Linked DNA regions of Mus musculus: region 1 is linked to region 2. Evidence: chromatin loops called from intact Hi-C (ENCODE). Cell type or tissue: heart. All regions are shown on one strand. Each heading gives the region's core, and the rest is flanking DNA. Links, peaks and the distances in the headings are about the cores only. Region 1 has its middle 10 kb from the start of Smim38. Region 2 has its middle 46 kb from the start of Gm46023.

Region 1 (12,254 bases), core at 2,517-10,516, 84 kb after region 2:
TCCCCGATGCTTATTCATGCACCCCATCTGTTCATTCACCTGGATACGGCCTGTGGGATCTTGTTCTGGGGACCAGGTCCAGAGCTCGCAGTCTGGGCTATGGGAATGTGCTCCATTCAAGCTAACCACAAGTCTTTTGATTCACCCCAACATGGAAAGCTCTCATCTCTCACTGGTGAGCTTCAGAGAGCAGAGGAGCATCTTCAAAGGACACGTGACAATCACACATCTGTGTGGTGTTTCTTGAGGAGACAGAAGTCTGATGGCTTCCAACAGGTCTCAGGGACTCTATCGTCTCCTCTAAATGCAAGGAGACTCTAGAGTAGGGATGTGAATGGACCTCCTATGCTGACCCAGCCACAATCTCAGCCGAGGTTCAAACTTGGCCATGGTGGAGACATCATCCCCTAAGCAGACCTCCCCTCCTCATCCCACTAGGGTCAGCTTGACTGGACAGAGGTGCACCATGGGAGCTAGTAACTCAATGTGGCTTCTGGTTTGTCCCTGAGGATGACTCTGGGGAGGCTGGCATATGAACTAGTGGTTGTGTGGAGAAGGTCTGTCCCTAGTATGGGCAGCACTATCTAGAGAGAACAGCCAAGAAGCCCTCTTTACTGGTGAGGAACTTCCTCTCCCTCCCATCTGGGGCCAAGACCTTGTGGGAACCTGCAGAGCAGCACTAGGGCTCCTGGGAAAGACAGCAAGTCAGAGACTGCTGGTCTCTGACATCTGAGCTTCCAGCTTCTGGGGGTCAAAACATAAAGGGGGGAAGCTAGATCCTAGACACCAGGTGTCCTGGAGCCTAGCCAGGGACCCTAGTGTCCTCAGACATTAACTGAAGTAAGGAGGACTCAGCAACCCTTGGTGTAAGACAGGCCACCCTCACCAGAAGCTTGGTATTTTCGATGGTCTGGCAGAGCACATGGCTCCTCACACACATGGCACCTCATAGAGTCTGTTTCTAAGGAGTGGAGTGCATGCGGGTGTAGCATGGTGCCCCAGGTACCTCAGGGATACATACTCTTCAGTGCTCGCCTCTCTTCCTATGAACATATGCTCAAAGCATGACTACAGCCAGGCCTAGAGCTGCTGTCACCAGGAGACATGAGGAAGGTACAAGTGATGCTACCTTGTCACCTCAATGTCTCTGTCTCACTCTGGGGACTAGCATACAGCCGTGCAAGGTCGGCCCTGTGCTGGGGTCAACAGAAAGTGGGCTGCTACTGGTGGTCCTCAGCCCACAGAAATGCCACCCATCAACATGGCACCTAGTAGCAGAGCCAGAGTGAGGGTCAGGCTAGGTCCTGCTCTGCCTGGTAGGAGAGAGTTCCCACAGAGGCAGGCCCATTGTCTATAAGCTCTTATCTGCCAAGGCAGACATCCCTTTCATAGACATCTGCCACCTCTTGTCTCAGCTAGTCTTGGGTTTCCACTGGAGGGAAAGGCTGGAGTTGGAATAAGGAGTTACAGCCAAAGAGGGCAGCTCTGTTTGCGCCCGGCATGCCAGGCATGGCTCCCACGGGCTCAGATGTCTAGCTGCACAGGTGGCAGCAGGGATGTGCCTCTGCTCCTGGGCTGCAGCACCTCCCCCTGGTCGGCTGTCCTCCACCCCTCTTTCCTTTCCCTTCCCCTTTCCCTCCTTTTTTGCTTCTTTCGTGTATGCCTACACATGTGCAGACAGCATGCGTGTGCTGGTGTGCACAGGTGCCTGTGGAGGCTAGAGGACATCATCTGTCTTCAGTCACCTCCTATTTTTCCTTACGTGTATTGTCTTTATTACTGGTGTGTGTGTGTGTGTGTGTGTGTGTGTGTGTGTGTGTGTGTGAGAGAGAGAGAGAGAGAGAGAGAGAGAGAGAGAGAGAGAGAGATGGGAGTGGGGGTCAGAAGACAACTTTTGGGAGTCACTTCTTTCCTCCTACTGTGGCTCCTGGGTAAGGAACTCAGGTCATTAGGCTTGGTTGGCAAGCCCCTTTACCTGCTGAGCATCTCGAAGGCCCTCTGCCTTATCTATTGAGGAGTTTATTGACCTTGAGGCTCACTGATTTGGAGAGGCTGCCTTGCCATTGAGTCCCAGGAATCCACCTGTCTCTCCTCCCTAGCACTGAGAGAGCTTTTTACATGAAGGTTGGAGATCCAGCACCGGTCCTCATGCAGCACTTTTACAGCTGGGCCACCTCCCCAGCCCTTCCTTCCTTCCTTCCTTCCTTCCTTCCTTCCTTCCTTCCTTCCTTCCTTCCTTCCTTCCTTCCCTCCTTCCGTCCCTCCTTCCGTCCTTCCTTCCTTTCCCCTCCCTCCTTCCCTCTTCTCCTTCCCTCCCCCTCCCTCCTCTTTTCAACAGGTATCTAGGCATGTCGTGGATTCTAACTATTAGTAAGAACTCTCAGTGATTCACAGGTAGTTTATAGTTCAAAGCTCAGGCAAGCAATGTCACAACAGAATGGGACTTGGCTCAGGGCTGTGGAGCCTATAGAGGGTCACTTACCCTAGTCAGCCTGACCAACTCACTCCTAGCTCCTTGGAAAAAGATCCTGTGATCAACGCTGACTACTAGACAGTAAAGGACAGGCAACGTGGGAGGGTAGGAGGAGACCACTGCAGAGGGGAGTGCAGGGAGTAGCTGAGAGAACCCACAGGGCTAGAACAGGAGGCTGAGCCCGGAAGAGGTTGCAGCTGAGCTCTGTCCACGGCTCCAGCTGGTAGGTGATGTTGCCTTCTCACATGAGCTTTAACCTTTCTGTCTCACAGGGGTAGTATCAGGACAAACTCACAGCTAATGCTTCTGCTGTGATAATACTGCTGGCAGGGTTTGGGTGGGGGAGTGGGTCATGGGGGTGGAGTGGGAGGTGGGGGGCATGGCAGTGGTGAAACAAGCTGGTAGCAAGAACTGGGGAAAGGCAAGATAGGCTTGTGGTCAGACAGACGGACAGACAGACGGATTGAAGGAAGGATGGAAGGAGTGACAATGACTCATGGTCCTCCTTTGCGACCTCAGGCAAGGTGATGGAAGGGCGACTGTGATGCCCACCCTCTGCAGATAGGGTGGGAAGAGGGCAAGGAGACCATGCAAACACCAACACCAACACCTCAGTGGCTCACATGGTAGGAACTAGGAAGTGGGGGAGGGTATGTAGGAAAGGCATCACAGAAGGCTTCTGTACTGGAGAATGATGGCAGAGGGCCAGGGACCTTGCCAGAAATGTGGCAAGCAGCAGCCAGACCTTCCCTCTACCGCTCTTGAGGGCCCTCCTCTGAGCTCTGATCCAGCCCACTGAGAGAAGACCAAGGAAACCCCAGAATCATCCTGAACATTCTATGATTCCTGACACAATCATTTGACAGGTGCCAGGCTGTCAGGAGCTGACAGCCAAGGCCCCTCCTTAAAAAGCAGCTTCTAAAAAGCATCCAGAGGCAAAGACTAAAACAACAAACAGAAAACCAGCTGTGAGACCAGAGGCTTTTCAGGAAAAAGAAACATCTGGAGGAGGGGCTGGGGTGTGGCTTGGCACAGTGACTGTCTAGCAAGGCTGAAGCTCTGGGTCCCATTCCCAGCCCAGCACACACCAGGTATGGTAGTTCTGTGTCTGTAATCCTGACATTTGAAGGCACAGGCAAGAGAAGTCATTTTAGGCTTTATGGTGAGTTTGAAGCCAGCCTGAGCTGCCTGACACTCTAGCCTCTAAGGCACCTATGCTCACAGGCATCCCCCTCTCCTCTATGCACACACACTTTAAAAATAAAATCATTTTTAGAAAGCAAACAGTGGCACTGTGCCTTTGACCATCCATGGAAGGATTGGCTCCTGACCCGAGGCAAGAGTAAGAGCAGAATGGGACCCCTTCCAATGCATGACTCAAGCCCACACTGTAGCCATTCTTCACATGGCAGCTACGGCAGCACCAGCTCTACCCATGGGGGAGGGGGGTGGACAATACCAAGATGGATGAGCTGGGCACAGAGCTGCAGAAGACCCTGGGAGTGTAGCAGCATACTCAATAGGAAGCTAGTGATGCAGGTGACAGTGCGTGACTCAGCCCTCCTTCTGACGAGCTGAGGACAGCCAGACCTTGCTTGGCTTGTCATGATCTTTATGCTGACCACATTCTAGGTCTTCTCTCTCCAGCTGCCTCTGCCCATGAGGAACACTTCTCCTTCTAGCTGCCTTTGCCTAGTTGGAACACCCCCCCTCCTCCAGCTGCTCCTGCCCACAGGGAGCACTCCCCCTTCCAGCTGCCTCCACCTGAGGGGAGCATCCCCCGTTCCTGCTCATCAGGGGCTCACTCTTCAGGTGTGAGCCCCACACCCCAACTTCACCAGAAAAGTCCTGCCAACACCAGAAACTCTCTGTAGTTCTGAGGCCAGGCTCAGATCACAGTGCAAACCTGCTGGCCCCTGCTGTGTCCCCACAGCTTTTTTAACCCTCTGTGTCCTTTTGGCCTCCCAGTGCTCTGAAAATACTGGCCTAGTGTTAAAAGGAGGACAAGAACCTTCACTGCCAGGTCACCTGCAGCCTGGTACCTACTAGTCATTGAGGACTGCAGCCAGCTCTGGGCTGTCTCTGAGCTCAAGGGAAGGACCAATTGCTGAAGAACAATTGGGCAGTCAGCAAAGGGATGCTGCCCTGAACATTGTGGTTTTCAAAAGGTTCTGGCCCATCCAGGTAGCTGTCAGCTTTTGCTCTGGGACTGTCCTCAGGGGTGAAAATCCTGTCTGTATCTAGCTCTTGCCATGACCTGCCAAGCCTCAAGGTGACTGTCCACAGACCCCTTGCCATTGATGATCCAGAGTCTAGTGCTAGGCAGATCGCCATGAGACAGAACTAAAGATGGTTGGCCTCTGAGGGGTAAGTCACAGCTTATGAATGGCAACTCAGCCCACTGGTCTAGAGACGGGAAGCCCTTATGTCTTGAGACTTTCCCTACTCAGTCAAACCTATTTGGAAGGCTGGTAGGAGCATGTGGCAAAGCGAGCATCCTCAAGCCCAGGAACACAGGAGCAAGGGAAATACAGCCAGGCAAGCGGATTCTCTAGAGCGACCCCCTGCTGGTGGGGGAAGTGACAGTGAGGCTGCTTTGCAGCCACTGGGCTCAGGAAAGCAAGACATCCTAAAAGGTCCACAGGGCTGGAGGGATGGCTCAGGGGTTGGAACTCTTGATGCTCTCACAGAGGACCAGAGTTCAGTTCCCAGTACTCACATGGGGCAGCTTGCCGCTGTCTGTAACTCCAGCTCCGTAGACACCAGAAATCATGTGGATGCACTTCTCACACACAGGCAGGCACACACTGGAAGGAAAGTAAAAATAAGGCCCAGGCCTGGTGGCACACACCTTTAATTCCACCACTTGGGAGGCAGAAGCCAACAGAGTCTTGTGAGTTCAAGGCTAACCTAGTCTATACATGAAGTACAAGTTCAGACGGGGCTACATAGTGAGACCCTATCTCAAAATGAATAAAATACAACACACAGCACAACCTCGGCATGAGCCATGTCTCTGGAGGATCTCAAATCCCCTGAGATTCACAATAACCTTGGAGATCATGCAGCAGAGACAGGCCATGGATCCACCCACCCTCCATCATAACCAAGATGTGCATCTACAGGCCCCTCCCGGAAAATCCATGCCCATATAAATGTGCTGCAAAGACAAGAACAAGGCTGCCCCCACGCTGCTGAGTTTCATGTGTCAACCTGCCAGAGCCACAGGAGTTCTGGGATATGATTCATACTCATACTTGGAGACTTTGAGTAGAGAGTCCTCCCCCATGTGTGTGGGCCTCGCTCATCAGCTGGAGCACTGAACAGCATCCAGAGCTCCACAGAAGCAATTTCCCTGGCAGATGGCTTTAGATGGAAAGTGGAGGCTGTGAGGCCACCCTGCAGACTGCAGCCTCCTCCATGGAGCCAGCTGACTCCACACAGGTCCTGCACATTTAGCTACTTATCTCCTTCCTCCTGCCAGCTAGCTTCCATCCATCTTCCTTCTTCTCCTGCTCCTCTCCCTCCTCGTCTTATCTTCTTTCCTCCATCTTCTTCTTCCTCCTCCCTCCCTCCCTCCCTCCCCTCTATTCTCTTACACTCTACATGTGTCTCCTGTAATTATTTCAGGGTTCCCTCCTGAATCTAAGGGACACCTAGTCAAATACTCTCCCTGCAACTCTGTCGGACCCCCTAACCCTTTCTCACACCACTGCAGTAGTCCAGCCCCCTCATCAGCCAATCACCCTCATGGCTCCCAGTACTAATTCTCAATCCAGACCTAAGGCACTTGTCTCCTGCTCCCCAGCCTCTAAGTCCCTGATAGCTCTCTCCTGCCTGCGTGTGCACTACTGTTCAAACTCCTAGGCAACCATCAAATCCCTCACAGTTTGGATCCAACCCGCCTTGGTATTGTATATCTCTCACCTCTCCTCCATGCATGCAGTGTTAAGATCAGCATGCCCAAGCTCTGGGAAACAGATGAATTCCCTGGGAAGCTGGTTGGCTGTGTTTCTGAGCCTCAGCTTTGGAGAGTCAAAGCCACAGGATGGCCAGGACTCTGCCCAGGTGATCTTTGTCGTGGTGGTGGTGGTGAGTTATCTAAGATTCCCTGCTGAGGGTCACTTCTTGATCTAGTCCTCTGGTTTTCAGGCTTTGCTTACCCTGCATATTTGACCCGGGGCATCAGTCCCTCACCCATCTGCCTCTCAGAACTGTAGTCCTCCCTCTCCCTCCCTCTGTGGGTGTGCTTCCCTGGCACCCTGCTGTTGTGTACAGCCCAAGACTCTCCTCCCATATGGTAGCTGTTTCCCCACATGGAGTTCTCCATTCGGTACAGTATGGAGCCACTGTGGGCAGGGACTATCCCAGCTTCCCAGTGCGCAGGGCTGAGTCTGCACAGGGGCCAGCACATGTTGTTGCTTGCTAATGGAGAAAGAGCCCCCATCAGCTGCTGGCAGGCAGAGGCCCCCAAGCCTTTCCTGACACCCGCACCCAGCAGTCGGGGGGATCCCTAGGCAAGCACAGCTGGCTTAAAAAGGAAGCACACAGTTTCAAAGCTCCCTCCACTTTATTTTTAGAACCTGTGACTCATTCCCAGGACCAGCACTGGAGGCCAAGCAAGGAAGATGCCTGAAGTCTGGGGCCCAAACTGGGCTGAGATTTCAGGCTGTGACTTCCTACCAGTGCTGAGATCTGTACTGTCCACACTGTCATTGGTGGTGGTACTTGAAACAGAACAGAGGAAAACCAGCACCCCCTGCCTGTATGCCCACAGTGGCTGCTGCAGCTCCAAAGGCTCCTGCTTTTCTTCCCTTGCTCTGTGTGACTCTTATACAGTATTGGGCCAGAAAGAGGGTTCATTAGGCAAAGGCACCTGCCACCAAGCCTGAAGACCTGAGTTCAATCCCTAGGACCTATGAAGTAGAAGGAGAGAATCAACTCCAGCAAGTTGTTCTCTGACACACACACACACACACACACACACACACACACACACACACACACACACACACAAATAAATAAATGTAACAAATAGGGTCTTTGATGCTGCCTCCTCTAGCTATAGTTTGAGACAGCTGAAGTGTGCCCCCTAAAGGTTCATGTTCTTGGTCCCCAGTGTGAAAAGGTTGCCACATTGTGGGACCTTTAAGAGGAGAGGCCTAGCCAGGCGTGGTGGCGCATGCCTTTAATCCCAACACTCAAGAGGCAGAGGCAGGCGGATTTCTGAGTTTGAGGCCAGCCTGGTCTACAAAGTGAGTTCCAGGACAGCTAGGGTTATACAGAGAAACCCTGTCTTGAAAACAAACAAACAAACAAACAAAAAAAGCGGAGTGGCCTAATGAGAAGGTATTAGGTCATTGGGAGTCCCTCCTCCAATGAGATTAAGTTTCCCAAAGGAGCCCAGTTAGTTCCCAAGGGAAATTGTTAACAAAGAACAAGGCTGACCCCTGCCCTCTGGTCCGCTTCCACGTACTATGGGATCTCCCCACTTGTACACTCCAGACATTTCAGTCATCCTTTATGACAGTGTCATTAAAGCCAAGCAGATGTCTGTGCTGTGCTCTGGAACCTCTGTAGTTGTTCACAAAATAGACCTCTTTCCTTCATAAAGTCCCCGGCCTTGGGTGTTCCATTATAATCACTGAAGGGAGACTAGGATGCTGTGCATATGGTTTGTCTCTATTTAGATGGGTCTGTCTGTTTAACTAAAATCTGTTATTGTCATTTGAAGTCATGTTTGTTTGCTTGTATTCCATTTTCCAAGAAAAGTCATCCAGTCAACTATAAAGTTGACTGCCTCTGCCTCCCAAGTGCTGGGATTAAAGGAATGTGCCATATGGCTGGCTCCTGGACTTTATTAAAAGAAAGGGAGCTGAAGACAGTGCCAACATTCATGCGGGCTACACATTCCTCTCTTCAGTCACAGTTTGAGCAGCTGCCACACCTTCCCTGCCCTGGTGGAAAGTACCCTCCAACTAGGAGAAAATTAATCCTTCCTTCTTTCCTCCGTCCCTCCCTCCTTCCCTCTCTCCCTCCCTCTCTCCCTCTCTCTCTCCCCCTTTCCTCTCCTTCCCTCCCTTCTTCCCTCCTTCCCATCCTCCCTCCTCCCTTCCTCCCTTCTTTTCCTAAGTCGCTCTTGTCATATTTTGCTGCAGCCATGAGTTAAGGAGAGAGCTGAATCTGGCTCTCCTGCCCTTTTCTCTGACTCCAGAAGATTTGAGGGTTTGCTTTGTGGCATGTTTTCTGCTTTATTTTTCTCCTTTAAAAAGCCAGCAATTTGGGATTAGTGAGATGACTCAAAATAAGTGTGCTTGCAGCCAAACTTTACAACCTGAGTTCAAGTCCCAGGACCCACATGAAAGTAGAGACCTGACTCCCACAGTTGTCCTCTGAGACACACAAACACACAGTCATAAATCAATGGTTTTTTTTTAATGTTTTTTGTATTATTTGTTTTGACAGAGATTTTTCACTATATAGCCCTTGCTGGCCTGAACCTCATTATGTAGCCCAAGCTGGCCTCAAACTAATAGAGAGCGACCTGTCTCTGTCTCCCAAATTTTAGGATTAAAAGTGCACAGCACCACCCCTATCTTAGTCAGGGTTTCTATTCCTGAACAAAACATCATGACCAAGATGCAAGTTGGGGAGGAAAGGGTTTATTCAACTTACACTTCCACACTGCTGTTCATCACCAAAGGAAGTCAGGACAGGAACTCACACAGGGTAGGAACTTGGAGGCAGGAGTGGATGCAAAAGCCATGGAAGAATGCTGCTTACTGGCTTGTTTCCCCTGGCTTGCTCAGCTTGCTTTCTTATAGAACCCAAGACAACCAGCCCAGGGATGGCACCACCCACAGTGGACTGGGTCCTCCCCTCTTGATCACTAACTGAGAAAATGCCTTACAGCTGGATCTCATGGAGGCATTTCCTTAAGGGAGGCTCCTTTCTCTGTGATAACTCTAGCTTGTGTCAAGTTGACACACAAAATCAGCCAGTACAACCCCTAACTAAAATATTTTAAATCTGGTATTTGGATTGTTGATTCAATCATTTTTAAGACAGGGACCTTCTATATGAAGATTAGGCTAGCCTTGAACTCACAGAGATTTGCTTGCCTTATTCTCTCAAGTGCTAGAATTAAAGGAATATGTTACTATGCCCAGCTCAACCATTTTTTAATGTATTATTTATTTTTATTTTTGAGGCAGGGTCTTACTATGTAGCCCTGCTTGGAACTCACTATGTAAATCAGACTGGCCTCAAATTCACATTAATTCTACTGCCTGTGCTCCTGAGTGCTAGTATTACAACCAGGTACCGTGACCCTGATTCTTCATTCCTTCTTTATGCAAGCATAGGCTTAGAAGGCTATGACTTCCCCTTCACAAACTGCATTGGCTGCCTCCCATGTGTTCTGATGTGCAGCGTGAGGCACACTGTCACCCAGGAGCCTCCTCTTTGTGTTCCTATGACACACTGGGCACCAGCTCCTACCACTATCACCACACTGTGATGGTCTGTAGTGTACAGTATATTAGTAAATTGCCACGAGTTGTTTAAGCTCATTGAAAAGTTCCCCCATTTCAGACCCATGTTTGTCTCAAAGTGCCCTCCAAGATCTCAAGATGGCTGCTCCCCCAACTCTGTGATAGGGAGGGACACAAACACCAAAGAACCCAAAGGACCATTCCCAGCAGAGGTTACTGATCCTTATCCTGCAATATAAAAGCCCTGCAGGAGAAGGGAGAGGCCAGAAGTCCAGCCATGGAGAGAAAGCTCCATCATGAACTCCGGCTGATGCCTCAACTTCTCTAGTCCATTTCTGCTGGATGATGTAAGAGTCCAATTTGGTGATCGTGGTTTGAATGCTTGGCCACTGTGAGGAGGTGTGGCCTTGTTGGAGAAAGTATGTCACTATGGGGGGTGGGCTTTGAGGTCTCATATGCCCAAGCTATGGGCATGTGCTCAAGTATGGCATGCCGCAGACAAGAACGACACGGACACCAAGGCAGATTCACGCAGCAACTTCTTTACTTGTGGCTTTTTCCCCTACAGCTCTCTTTCCCAGCAGCTTCTTCTTCCTCTGTCCTTCTTGTAGCTTTACTTACAACAACCTCTCCACTTCGGCAAGGGCAACAACAACAACCCTCCTATACTTGCCCCGACTGACCTCATCTCACTCCACACCACCTCATCCAATCAGAATCACACACGCTCCAGGCACGAGCTCAGGTCGGTCACAGATAGGCTGACAGGTCCGGATCACGAGGAACACACATGCTTTTTCAATACTGAGCATGCTTGGGCAAGGCAGTAATGTGTGATTCAATTACCAGAGCGCCATCTTGGCCCATTCAGCTGCACCCACTTCCCGCAATGGCACACAGTCTCCTTCTGCTGCCTGTGGATCAAGATGTAGAACTCTCAGCTCCTTTTCCAGCATCATGTCTGTCTGTATGCTGCCATGCTTCCTGCCATGATGCTAATGGACAGACCTCTGAAACTGCAGCCAGCCCTAACTTTCTGCCTTTATTTGAGTTGCCTTGGTCATGGTGTCTCTTCACAATAGAACCCTAAATAAGACAATGACCTCGTCTCTATCTGTTGCTGTTTGTCCTTTTACTGGAAGTCTCTCACCTGAGGACTGTGCTGTGACTCTCTGTGGGGAGCTCCAGCAGGCTGTCTTAATGGGATGACCCCAATCAGCAGTGCCTTGCCCCCTACTCCACTTCTCCTCCTCTTCTTCTTCTTCTTCTTCTTCTTCTTCTTCTTCTTCTTCTTCTTCTTCTTCTTCTTCTTCTTCTTCTTCTTCTTCTTCTTCTCTCTCTCTCTCTCTCTCTCTCTCTCTCTCTCTCTCTCTCTCTCTCTCTCTCTCTCATTCAAAATAGAAACAACTATGGTATAGCTGCCATAGATGATTCTCCAAATGCAACTGCCCATTGTAAACAAATACTTAAATTGTGCACGCCCTGCTAATGTTTCTAGTAATCCCATGGAAACTCACTAAAAGAAGCAGAAAAATGGACTTTAACATTTTATTTCAATGTGCCCCAAACACCACCATTTTCCTGCAGAACCCACATGAAGCCATTTCTGAGGTGCTGTGACAGAGTCTAAGGCACCCAGCCTTTGAGGTCACAATCACCATGCATCAACATTTGTACTGGTCACAGTTTTTTAGTGGTCTATAGCTACAGTTTTATAGTGGTCAGGCTACTCTTCATTTCCAGAACTTTCTTCCGACTGTCTGTGACTCCCAGACCCAATCCACCTGTAGGCCAGTGCTGTGCTGAGCCCACATCACAGCTGTGAAGACTCCTGGGCTGGGAGCATGCGGTGATGCCTTGTTGTGTTGGTGATTCTGTCTGTCGGTTTATGTGTTAGTCAGCTCAGAGCACCTCAGATAAGAAGAGGCTTACACTACAGGCTCTATTACCTCACATGCTGGAGACCAAGGTGGAAGTGTCCCAGCTCGATTCTCCTGAGCCCTCTCTCCTTGGCTAGTAGACAGCATGTCATCCCTGCCTCCTCACATGCTCGCCCTCTGGACACACACAGGCTATGTGCTAGTCTCTTTTTTTCTCTGAGGACACCAGTCTCTCGGGGTTAGGGACCACGTCATGTGACTTCAGGGTTAGGGACCATGCCATGTGACCTCATTTACCTTCATCATCTCATACAAGAGCCTGCCTCCACATTCAGGTGCTGAGCACACTAGGGATGAAGATTCCAGCATACGGATTCAGAGGAATACTATACATCCCGCAACAAAACC
Region 2 (12,254 bases), core at 2,023-10,022:
AAAGAACAAAGTCTGTGGTGCCCATGAAACTGTCCCCATGTACCCACTGTGGTGGTGCCAAAGACAAGAGTCTCCATGATGACCCGTACCTTCTTCCGCATCCGTGGGAGTGGGGGTGGGGGTGGGGACAGTGCATGTGCATGCCTGCTGCATGACTGCAATGGCCACAGAGGCCAGAAGAGGGTTGCAGATCCCCTGGGGCTGGAATTATGGGAGACTGTAAACTGCCTTATGGTGGGAGATGGGATCCAAACTTGGTTCTCCGGGAACAGCACCAGTGCTCTTAATTGCTGAACCATCTCCCCAGCCTGTATTTTTCATTCTTAATTGCTATTCCCATCATTCTGTAGAATAAAAATGGCTCCCAGAAGCCCAAAGACCATGGTAGCCAGTAAAAACCTGCAAACACTGTTGGGAATGAAAGGGGCCAAGCCCAGGCCCAGCCAGAGAAGACCCCTGATGGCTCCTGTTCCTCTGAACTCCAGAGTCTGGGACAGAGAAAGATCTAGATCCAGGGTGTTTCTGAGATGCCCCTGAGGAGTCCAGGGCCACTTCTTCCCAGGGAAGGGCCAGGTGTGGGTTCAGTTGCAAATCCAGGGCTAAGACCATGCACTCCACCCCCCGTACACATACACGTCTACTCTGCATCTCTCAGATTAGCTAACGTACACTGTATTCTATTTCCTTCTAGCAGTATTTGTAAGAAAACCCCAGAGCCCTGCCAGCCTTGGCTAACCCTCCTGATAGGGGCAATCCAGGATGGCCCCAGGTCATGTGATCTCCTTTTCTCTGGCCCAGAGTCTGGAGGGGTAGGAGGACAAATGGAAGAACAAATGGAGGGGAACTTCAGTCCAGTTTCTCCTCCCAGGAGTGGCCTCTCTGCTGTCTCAGGGGCCCTGGGTGTCACTACCATAATGAGTGTTAACTCATCACAGCTTCATGCTGATTCTTGGACCACCATGACTGTGTTAAGGCTCCACCCCAGAGCTTCTGATTCTAGCATCTGGGCCATTCATCAAAGGACAGGAAAACAGAAAAGCCATCTCAATCAGGAGAGGCCTAAGCTGGTGGTAAGGAAAGCCCCATGGAGGTATGAGCATGTGAGGGGAGTTGCCGGAGGTGGGGAGGGGGTGTGTGGTGTGATGTGAGGAGATGACGGCCAAGGAAGAAGGGGGCAGGGGAGGCCAGGTAGAAGGTACTGGCACATGTAAAGGCTCAAATGCATGTGAAAGCCAGGAGTACTGAAGCCCTGAGGCCATCTAGGAGATGGGACGAGGGACTGTTGGGAGCTAGTAGGGAGAGGTGGGCTAGAGCTGGACCGGTGCAGGAGGAGCCAGGGCTCAGATGAGCATAGGTGCCTGGCTTTGGCCTGTAGTAAGTAGATGGTGGTGCAGACTTCCCTTGTTTCAGGACTGGCTTCCAGGGGCTCCCTGGACTAGGAATCAGGCGTTCCTGTCTGCCAGGGGATCAGCAGAAAGATAGACCACCCTTCCAAGGCCCTGGGGTCTTGGGGCTCTGGGGCCATCCTGGATTGCCCCTATCAGGAGGGTTAGCCAAGGCTGGCAGGGCTCTGGGGTTTTCTTACAAATACTGCTAGAAGGAAATAGAGCAGGAGGATGGCCATTCCAACTCAGTCTCCCGGCTCTGTGTGGGAGCCACAGCAGCCCCAAGCCCAGCCCTGAGACAACATGTGAGGCAGAGGTGGAAGGAAGAGACTGAAATTGCCTCTGGCCTACTAGAAGCACAAGATTGGGTCCCTTTTGCCCCAGGATCCTTCCATCACTCCTGATTGTTTCAAGCTTCCAGCTACTAGGAACAGGGCTGGGGCCTACGGAACCTCAGCAGGACATGGGACCAGTATGTGTATATGGATGTGTGTGTATGGATGGGCATCTGTGCATTTTAGGGGGAGGTGTGTTTCTCTGTCTGTCTATCTCTGTCGGATGTACATGCATGCACATCAGTGTGTGAAGTCAGAGGTCACTGTCAGGTGTCTTTTCTTTTGTGTGACACCTTATTTTTCCAGACAGGATCTTTCACTGACTTGGCTGACAGACTGTTAGTCAGCATGCTCCAGGGACCCTTCTGCCTTCACCCCTCTACCCTTGGCCCCCAGCTCACTGAATGGCTAGACCAGTTGCCCAGCAAGCTCCAGGGTCTGCCTATCTCTATCCCTCAAGGCCTGCCACTACCCACTGCTGGGAGTCTGAACAAAAGCCCTCACCTTGCAAGGCCAGCACTTAGCCCACTGAGAGCCTTCTCCCCAGCCCCTGTGGCCTTGGGGATTTTTGTGAATGAAACTTAAGCTGAGCTTCCTGCCGCTGGCCACGCCCTGCTGCTCTGCCTTGACCACTGTATAACCTCAGGGGAAAGACGGCAGAGGGAACTTCAAAACGAAAGTGTGAGTCACAGACAAGGGGGAAAAAAGGAAAAGGACATTCTTTAGTTTCCAGAGCCAGGGCTCCAGCAGTGGCTTGCAAATATGACCTGTTCATTGCATTGCTCCTGTGATCCCCTCCAGCCCCATGTGCACAGGGAAGAGCTGCCTACTCCCCATCTCTGTCTGGGACACTTGGCAGGGTGGCTAGGCGTCCTTGCGGCCAAGCACCGATAGGTAAGCAGTTAGTAAATAACTGCAATAAACCAGGTAAGAGCTGTGGCCTGGCCAGTAGGATCCCCCCCACCCGCATTGTGGGAGGCAACAGAAGCAGGGTCTTGGGTTGCTGTTGGCTTGGGTTGCAGGGCCAGCCAGGCTTTTCAGGCAGAACGCAACGCTGAACCTCCTAGGAGGAGACAGGACTTCGAGTGGAGCAGAGGGCAGGCAGCAGAAGAGTTGCAGATGGCTAAAAGAAAGTTCAGCAAGCCCACAACAAGGACTTGGATCAGGCAGGACACACATTGGGGAGGCCCATCAAGCCCGAGCCTGCCTTGTGAGCCCCCGGATTGTCAGGGCAGAGAGGAAAACTGCTGCGTGCTTTATAGACTTTGGGGAAGTCACAGGCTCCACTTGCTTGGGGGAGGCAGGAAACCCCCTCCACCCAGGCGTCTGCCAGAGCACCCGCAGGCTTCCTCTTGTCTCTGTCCCCCTCCCCAGCACCTCTTCCCCTGAACAGCTTCCCTCTCCTGGCCCTGCTGTCCCTTTAAAGGAACTTGAATCAGAGTTGAGAATGATGGTGACTCAGGGTGGAAGGGGTGGTCACTTGCACTGGCCAGTGGCCAGGACTGCAGCGCGAAAGGAAGCCGAGCAACCGCAGCTGCCTGTGTGTGCGCCCCTGAGAGGGGCAGAAACCACAGAACCCCGTTTGAGACTCCACCACGTTGGAACTTGTGTGATGAAGTTACCCCTCACAATGGGGGCATTCAGGGTCCACCCGCGCCTGCAGGGCTGGGGCCTGTTCCTCAGGCCAGCTGATGGTGATGTCATCTTCCGTTAGGAGGTTCTCCCCCCCCCCAACTCTGTTGACTAGGGACTTAAAAAAATGCACCAGGAAACTCAAGTGCAAGCCAGGACGGAAGCCTTGGTTTTATTTATAGTTGATAACTTGTGTCCGGCTTGCTCCACGGGATGCAGAGCCTGAGGATAAAGAGCCCACAGGGGCAGATGACAGAAGGATTCGTGTCCTGGGCTACTGTGCTGTCTAATAACAAGTATGAAACTTCATTCTGAGCTTCCCAGCAGCCAAAGCAAAGAGGGGACAGGGTTTTATAGTGTGATATCATAGAAAACCAGGCTGTGAATAGCTAAGGCCCTAGATTCTATTTTCTCATGGTCAGGACAGCCATGCATCCCTGCATAGCATCCAGCAGTGTCAAAAGCATGTTATAGGCCTGGCTAGGTGATGATGATTCTTCAGAGAGCAGGAGCCATACTTGCCTTCCTGTGCACATGACAGACATTACTAATGGATTGCAGCACTCTTTCCCCTAGCCAGCTTCTGCCTCAGAGCCCCAATTCTGCAGTTCTTCAGGGAACACTACCAAAGGCCAGCACAGAACTAGAGACTGCTGAGCTTGTGACCAGCTGAGAAAGTTCTGGGAGGGCCCAGATCTGGAACATTGCTAGCACCTGGCTCATGCCTATATATAGTAGATGCCAAGGGAAAAACTGTCAGTTAAAGACAGAAAGGGGAAGGAGCCAAGGTTGGTGGAGAACTCAGTATCATCCTGAGGGTGAGGCAAGGCTGTGCATGAGCTACACAGGAAGTTATCAGTGAGGACATGGATCTTGAAAAGAAACCCTGACAGAAGCTAGGAATGCAGTGGCCCAGTCTGGTCTGGCTTCCAGCTGCAAGTGCTAGCACTCCACAGGGCCCATGAATCTCATGAGGCTGGGACTGTGGGGGTCAGAGGTAGTCATAGCTGGGTCATGTGCCCATGACAATGGCTAGTCCTTATCAAGTACTTGCAGGTTCCACAGTCACGGGTGGCATGCAGCCTCTGCCCAGCTCTGACACTTTCTCCACAGCTCTCCATCTTCTCTTCCCCAGGCTCGCCTGAGGTGCACAGAAGCTGCACCCCAGAGCTTCACTCCCAGACCACGTGCAGTCCCCCAGGGCACCTCTCTGCATGGAGCTCAGTCCATCTTCTCCCTCTCCTCCATCTGAGACAGCTGTCACCTGTTGCTGTTACTGTGTGACCGCTGGCTTTCACACTAACTGGTGGCAGTGCTCAAGGGCTTCCCAGACTAGTGGGAGGAACACAGGCACACACCCAACAGTAGCTCTGTCCATAGCACTGACATGGGGATGTGAGGGAAATAAAGACTCTGGGAAGGTGTCTGCCTGGGGCACCCTGCCTTAGGCTCCAGATGGTAACCGATGAAGGCAGAGATAGTTTGAGCTAGGCAAGCCACCCTGACACCGTACCACAGCCAAGAGGCACACAGCTCAGCTGTTGGTGACTGCCTGTACTCTACCTGGTGTGAGCTGGCCGGCTGCAGGTACAGCACCCATGGGGCCAGGCTATAGAGATATAAGGTTAAGAGCAGTCAAGTGTGAAGGAGAGAGACCCTGTTTGGTTATCTGCTCTCTGCAAAGCCCTCACTTTTGTATGGGGTGGGTTGTGGGGCTTCAGGAAGAAGAAACCATGGGTGGGAAGGACTTCCTGGTGGGCGAGCATTCGTGATTTAATGCAGTTCTTGGTAGAAAGGGCTCCTTTCTGCAACCCTTCCTCTGGGGTTAAGCCAGGCAGAAGTCACAGTCAGGTGTATCAGGAGAGCTGGGAGAACTCAGGTCACAGAGGTTCCATTTATGAGCAATAACTCCCAGTGACCTTAGAACCCTAGAGGTGAGGGGCCATTCATCCATTCACTCACTCAGTCAGTCAGTCAGTCATTCACTCACACTGCACCTTCTGGCTTTAAAACAACCTTAGCCAGTGAGGGAACCTACTTTAGGGCTGCCCATACAGCCTGCGGGGCTACAACTGTTCCCATCACAGATGGTGAAGAGCTGCGGCCCTCAGGTCTCATATGGGTGTGCACGGCAATATGGGAGCTGGGTGGCATAGAAGCTGCAGGCAAAGCGGCGGGATGATGAGGGGGTCCTCCACCCCAGCCTCTTGTTCACCTTCTGGACAGCCATGGAGACAGAAATCTCCATGAGTCCCACTGTGGCCTCAATCAGCAATCTGCCATCCCCATTCCAATCTTATCCCGGGCATCCCCAATCCAACGAGGGCTTGGCAAATACTTTTAATGTGCTCTGCCTGTTGCTAAAAGAGGGAACAGGGCAGGGCTCAGGCAGCCCTACACCCCCAGCTGCTCAGAACATTGTGGTGGCCAGATCAACAGACAAAGGTCAGATCCCAAGGAAACCCCAGGGAAGAAAGGAGAGCAGAAAGCATGTGCAAGAGCCCATCAAGAGCTCTGCGGCTGACACTGTCTGCAACCAGAGGTGGCACTGTAGCCCTGAACCAGCCAATGCTCTGCAGGGACTATAGGCCTCACGGGCCTCATTAGGGCCTGGCTTTGCCCCCAGGGCTGGGAACCCTGGATATGGCAGAGACAATGTCTCACTTCCCCCCTCCAGAAATGTCCTCTGTTGCTGGGTTTTTAGGATAGGAGATGAGTTTCCCATGAGCTGGTCATCTGGGCAGAAACAGTGGGAAGGGAGGATAATGAGGCTCAGGGACCAATCCAAAATGGAGGTAGAGAGATGGACATCCAGAACCTACCCAGTGTCTGGCTGCCACAGGAAGGGTGTGACTCCTTACAGGGAACACTGGGAATGCCTGTGGATGGCTGCTTTGGTACCCTTACCCAGAGAGGTAATGTGGCTCCTGTGTCCTCAGGAAGTATTGTTAGGCCTCCCAGACCCTACTAGACTGCTCCCAGAATTCTTCCTACTACAGGACCCCCCTTTCCTTCCTACTTGCCCATCAGCTCCACCTACTGGTTGCTCAGGGAAGGCCCAAGAGGCTTGTTAAGGGCAGAGCCTGATGTCTCAGTGTGTCCCCATTTTAGAGATGGGAGCAGAGGCTGAGAGAGAAGAGGTCACCTAGCCAGAGGGAGATGCTGGTCTGAGAACTCGGCAGGCTTGCCTCCCATAGCTCTTCTCTCTGTGGGATGGTGCCTCATCCCACCTGCGTCTACTGCACAATCCCAGAGTCCGGCATGTCTCCTGAGACTCAAGCACACTTTGATTAGCCAACTTCATGTCTTTGTGCTGATGTCTGCCTCTGTGACCCCCAACAGCCCAAATGAGTCCTACTGGGAGGGAAGGACATAGAAATCTGAATTTGTCACTTAACAATTCTCTCTTCTGTCTTCTATACTCAAAGTGTGTGCTAGACTAACTATTAACCAGTTGAGGAGTGGGGGTGGTGGTGATGATGGTGGTGGAGAGTGTGGTTATAGTGATAGAGGTGACTGCTATGCTGATGATGGTGATGGTGGTTAGGATGCTGATGATAGTGACGATCGTAATGGTGATGGTTATGGTGATGGTTATGGTGATAGTGGTGATAGTGATATTGGTGATGCTGTTGCTAGTGATGGTGAAGATAATGATGGTGGTGATGGTGTTGCTAGTGATGGTGAAGATAATGATGGTGGTGATGGTGATGATTGTGGTGATGGTAGTGATAATGGTAATGCTGATGACAATATGGTGATAATGACAGAGATGATGGAGATGCTGATAGTGGTAGTTATGATGATGATGGTTATAATGGTGGAAACAACTTGGTCTGAACATGCACCTATAGTGACAGAATTAATTCTGTCTACTCTTACCTCAAGAAGGAAAGTGAGGCCAAGAGAGGTTTAAGTCACCTTACAAGATAGCGGCTAAACCTAGAGGGCAACTGGCTGCGCCATCAGAGCAGCACTGACTCCACTCTGTACCGCTCTCTCAAAGCCTTGCTCACACCTCACACCTCACACCTCAGACCTGCCTGCATTCTTGGCCCCTTGGGGTTGTTTCTTGCTGGTCCTCAGTGTTATGCCTGTTACCCACACAGATTTGACTGTTGCTCTCGAATGTTCTTACATTGCAAAATAAGTCAAAGATGTAAAGTACAGGGCCCGGGTGTGGGTTCTCCCAGGGACTGAGGAGGGACAAGAAATCCCTCTACAGCTCTCCACACCACCTCTCTGATCTTCAGGGTGAGTCCTGGGCCCGCTGAGCAGCCTACCGAGGTGCAACAGACCTATGGTGTGTGCCCCAGGAACCCACCTGCATTCAGGCCTCTCTCTGCTATGCTTGGGCTCTGGATGGCACCTGAGGTGACTTCAGATGTGGGTGAGCACATAAACATGCCTCTGTGTGGATAGATGCCTGTTCTAAATCAGAACAAGGTGGTGTGATGTAAGGAATCTTCACAGAGAGTTACCTGGGTCATAAATGGCTGGGCTCTGCACAAACCTTTACTTGAATGATCTCATTTAGTCACCCAGATGCACTAGCTAGCAGTCTGTGTTATTTATGGGACAAGGCACTGTAGAATGCCAATCACTACCTTACGATCGCAGCTGACAGCTGTAGGAGCTGCAGCTGCTACTACCATTATCACGATCATGACCACCACCACCACCACCACCACCATCATCATCATCACATCACCTTTATCAATATCACCACCATGACTATCATCATCACAATCACTATCATCATCAGTAGCATCAGCATCACCACCACCACCACCACCACCACCACCACCACCACCACCACCACCACCATCAACATTACTGACATCACTACCACCACCAGCAGTAGCATAGTCAGCCTGTATCCTCAAGATTATCAACCATGGGAAAGCAGAACCGTGTTGGTCCCACCCTAGTCAGTCTGATCACCTGTGACTCTGTGGAAATGGGAAGCAAAATCAAATTTCAGTACACACTGGTGGGCAGAATTCTGCTGAGACAGCCCCAGATCTCACCTTTGATCCACACACACCCTCTAGCATGCAAATCCCCAGCCATGGTGAATGCCACGGAGTGATTGTCCATGATGAGAGTAGATTAGACAGCACTCACACAATTTAAGGAAGAAATACTATTCAGGAGGGACTGACATCATCACATGGATCTGTAGAAGGGGGTATCTGTACACATGAGTGTGTGCATGCAAACACACACACACCTGGGTGGTGTCAGACCCATTCCCATACACTCTGTGAAAGACAGCTGTAATGCTGGCTGACTCCTGGCAGGCTCCTAGTGACCTCCTCATTCTGAGGCATGGGCTTCATAGTCTGCTGACCTCCGTGCTCTCTCAGAGACCACACTGGTTCCTAAGCACTTTCACTACAGAGCCCAGCTTCTAGGTCACATGCACTTTGCAAAGAAGTGTCTACGTCACCACACCTGAAGATTTGTTGTACCCTGGGATAGGAATGGTGGCTGCCCAGAAACTTTCCCCCAAATTCTATTGCTTCTAAATATAGTGCCAATAAACTACCATGCATCCGACTCTCCCAAAGCTTGATTCAGCCTGGCAGACTATGTCTCCCTTAATCAAGTTTGTACTTTCTTTGTGGTTCCTTTCCCTGCCTGCCTTGACACCTGCATGGACCTCTCAACACTTGACTCCTGGCCCAGTGGGGGTCTCTTCTGGAGTGGTTGACTACCCAGCATTCTGGGGATGTTTTGCAGACTTGGAGCCAAGAGAGTGCAAAGGGCAGGATGAGCTAGACTCCCAGGCCTCTCTTGAGATCTCACAAGTTCCAAGCTATCAGGTGACCCTGAGCCATGAGACAGGACCATGTGGTTTCTTTTCTAAATCTCAAGGCGTATCACATATCACAAGCTACTCCAGTCCTTCATCATTTTCCCCTTGAGTGTCACTTCAATCTCAGTTTCAGAGCATGGACCAGCTCATGCAGAACGAGTGTCATGGCTGCCCAATTCTGCACATGTGAATCCTTGATCAGGCTACTACTGAGCATTGGTAATATATGCGATACGAACCACTCAGAGAGGGGGACTTGCAGACTTGTGACAAAATGCACCTGTAGCACCATCTATTTACACATGCATGAGCACCCATACACGCACACACCACATGGACACCTGTGCACACACATGCAGTCACATGCATGCGCCATGCTTGTTCATACACATGTATGCACACACAAGGGTAGAAGAGGGCTGCATGCAGCATCTATGGTCCAGAGAGGAGAGAAGCATGAAGGGAACCGACTGTGTCCTATTTGATCCTCCCTCTTTGAATCTAGGATGGTGCCTGCTCACTGCAAAGCTGCCCCAGTCCTGCTCACACTCAAGGCACCACCTCATTTCTTGCAGCCATTTTGGAAGCTTGCTTTTCTCCCTACCTCCCCAGTACCCGGGATTAGAGGGGTAACATTCCCATTAAATACTTGAGGAATCAGGGGATGGAGAAATTTCCCAGAATCTTTAACTTACAGTTGAGATAAAGTAGATACACACAGAGTGGTGATTGGAGGTAGAGGCCAGACTTTTCCAGCCTGTAGTCCCCCAATCTCTTCTCCTTCCTCTGTGGAATTCGTGGGTAGCTGAGGGGACTCGAGGGAACAGTCATGCTTAGAGGATCCTGCCTAATGTTCCCTTTAATTAGACTTGGTCACCCTTGACACAGTCTTGACTGACCACGGGTGAGGCAGACCCTTTCAGAACACCTGTCCACTGACCCTAAAACACCCATATCCTGCCTGCTGACCCCTGTGGCTCCCTCCAAGGGGATCTTAAGAGTGGGGTCTCCTGGAGCAGAGCCAAGGCCAACAAGCAGCAAGCCTGGAGCAGTCTATGCTGTGGGAACCTCAATCCCTGGAGGTCCCTCTTTAGAGAAGAGTGCACACGGAAGATGTTGGGTTCCTGCCAAGGGTTGGTGCTCACCTGGCTCTGCAGGCAGAATGTGATCGTGGCTGGAATGCCAGGGCAGCAGGCCCAACACTAAGGTGAGTGGTGGGCCCTGCCTACCCTTGGTGCTCACAGACAAGGATGAGGCTAATTTGTGACCCCAATACAGTGGGGCATAAGAAAAGTCAAGATCTGAGGATCACAGTTCTTTGTACAGGCCCAGACAGGCAGATTGGCAGGATCCTGAGTGAAGAAAGGTAGCTTCAGGTCATGGTGGCCACCAGCAGGCTGTGGGCACTGAGAGATAATGTCTGAGGTCTAGCTGAAGAGTCCCTTGCTTCCTCCAACCCAGAATCATCACATCCATCTGTCATCTACCTAATCATTTCCTATGTATACATCCATCCATCCATGCATCTATCCATCCATCCATTTATCTACCCACCTATCCATCCACCCATCTATCCATCTACTCATTAACCCACCCATCCATCCATCCATCCATCCATCCATCCATCCATCCATCCATCTACCCATTGTCCCATCCATCCATCCATCCATCCATCCATCCATCCATCCATTCATCCATCCAGTATCCACTCCATATTGTTGTAGGACCTGCTGACACAAAGGACACAGCAATACCAGAACTCCTTCCTGCAATTTCTTCCCGTGGAAGAAGCAGATTTTGAGCAGTTAAAGAAATAAGCCACTAATGAAAGTGTGACAAGAGGGAGAGATAACCCAATGGAGGGAATGTGACAGAGACCCACTTGGGTATAATATTGAGGAAGGTACCTGAAGAGGAGACTCAGGGAAAGACCTAGATAAGAAGAAGCTGACATCAGTAAACGAAGAAAGTACCAGTCAGGGGGAGCTGAAGGTGCAAAGGCCCTGGGACTTATTAGAGATGCTAGAACTAACATGGTGAGGCTTATAAGAGCCAAAGCAAGCTGTGTGTAGAGTTAGTGGGTCTGGGCTGGATTCCAGGGTTCTAAAGACTGTGTAGTGAGTGGACCATAGCAGTGAAGTTCAAGGCCAAGAAAACATGGAGACTTCCAAGAAAGGGTTATGGTGATCTCACTAAGATGCGTGGTGGGATGAATTTGAAAGGCTCTGAGCTGGAAGGACTGGCCTTAAGGCTAAGAGAGGTTCATAGTGAGACTCTGGGTTGGGTACCTGGATCCACAGTGACCATTTTCTGGGGGTAGGGGGTGGGAGAACACAAAAGCTCGAAGTGTGGAGATGGGGTGGAAAAACCAAGACCCCCAGGGCACATGGCAGGCTATCAGTAAACCAGACATCTAGGGCTACAGAGGACTGGGGCAGGGGCATGGAGTTCAGTGGAGTGGCTGGCTAGCTGCCTGTGATGAAAGTTACATGTGGTCCACACAGCTCCATACCCATGTTCCTCAGATACCACATACTCAGTTGGTCACACCCCTACCCTAACTGAGATAGTTTCTAGTCCTTCTGCAGGTGTGCTCATGGCTGCCCTGTGACTGGCTTTTTTTTTTTTTTTTTGTCCAGCTGATGAATCTTGTAGGAAGCTCCTGCCTCAGGCTCCCTCATTCAGGCTATGACAATGGTATGAAAGAGGCCAGCCTCAGACCAGCTTTGTACATGCTGGTCAGACCCTAGTGAAGCTTAGCTGACGAACACCTGCCATAGCAGCTACTGATGAGATGACCAGGAGAGGTGAGCACACACCATGACCCCCATATCACTCCTGAGGTGCACACTGAGCAAATGCACAAGACCCAGCAGGGACTATAAGAAGGGACTCTGCCAACTGCTCGCCTGAGGGCTTTCTGACTCCCAAAGGATGGGATGCTGAGTCCCAGAAAGTTGTAAGGAGCATGGTTATCCACATTTTATAAGTGGGGTAACCGAGGCACAGTGATATCCAGAAACATCTCCAAGACCAAGACCACCTGAATTGCCAGTGACAGGCCAAAGGGGTAACCAAGAC

What was found. Hi-C counts contacts between places; a loop is a spot of excess contacts. Peaks named below come from ENCODE experiments on the same cell type or tissue, not always from the same donor. Only the 100,000 strongest peaks of a DNase experiment are listed, where the experiment ranks them.
Region 1: a loop joins it to region 2, with 2.0 times the contacts of the local background. A loop is called at or near these places in 5 of 42 quality-filtered maps.

The regions. Positions count from the first base shown.
Region 1 is chr7:145,191,504-145,203,757 of GRCm38, forward strand. It overlaps a transcript of Tpcn2 not described here. Among named protein-coding and RNA genes, the nearest start is that of Smim38, 10 kb to the right of the region's middle. In heart, for the core only: a CTCF peak has its summit at 7,247; DNase peaks (open chromatin) are centred at 3,188, 3,468, 5,738, 7,088 and 2 weaker places; H3K4me3 peaks cover 409 bases; H3K27ac peaks cover 5,689 bases.
Region 2 is chr7:145,108,470-145,120,723 of GRCm38, forward strand. No RefSeq gene overlaps it. Among named protein-coding and RNA genes, the nearest start is that of Gm46023, 46 kb to the left of the region's middle. In heart, for the core only: a CTCF peak has its summit at 6,406 (motif pointing left); DNase peaks (open chromatin) are centred at 2,332, 3,282, 4,142, 6,402 and 1 weaker place; H3K4me3 peaks cover 1,019 bases; H3K27ac peaks cover 3,986 bases.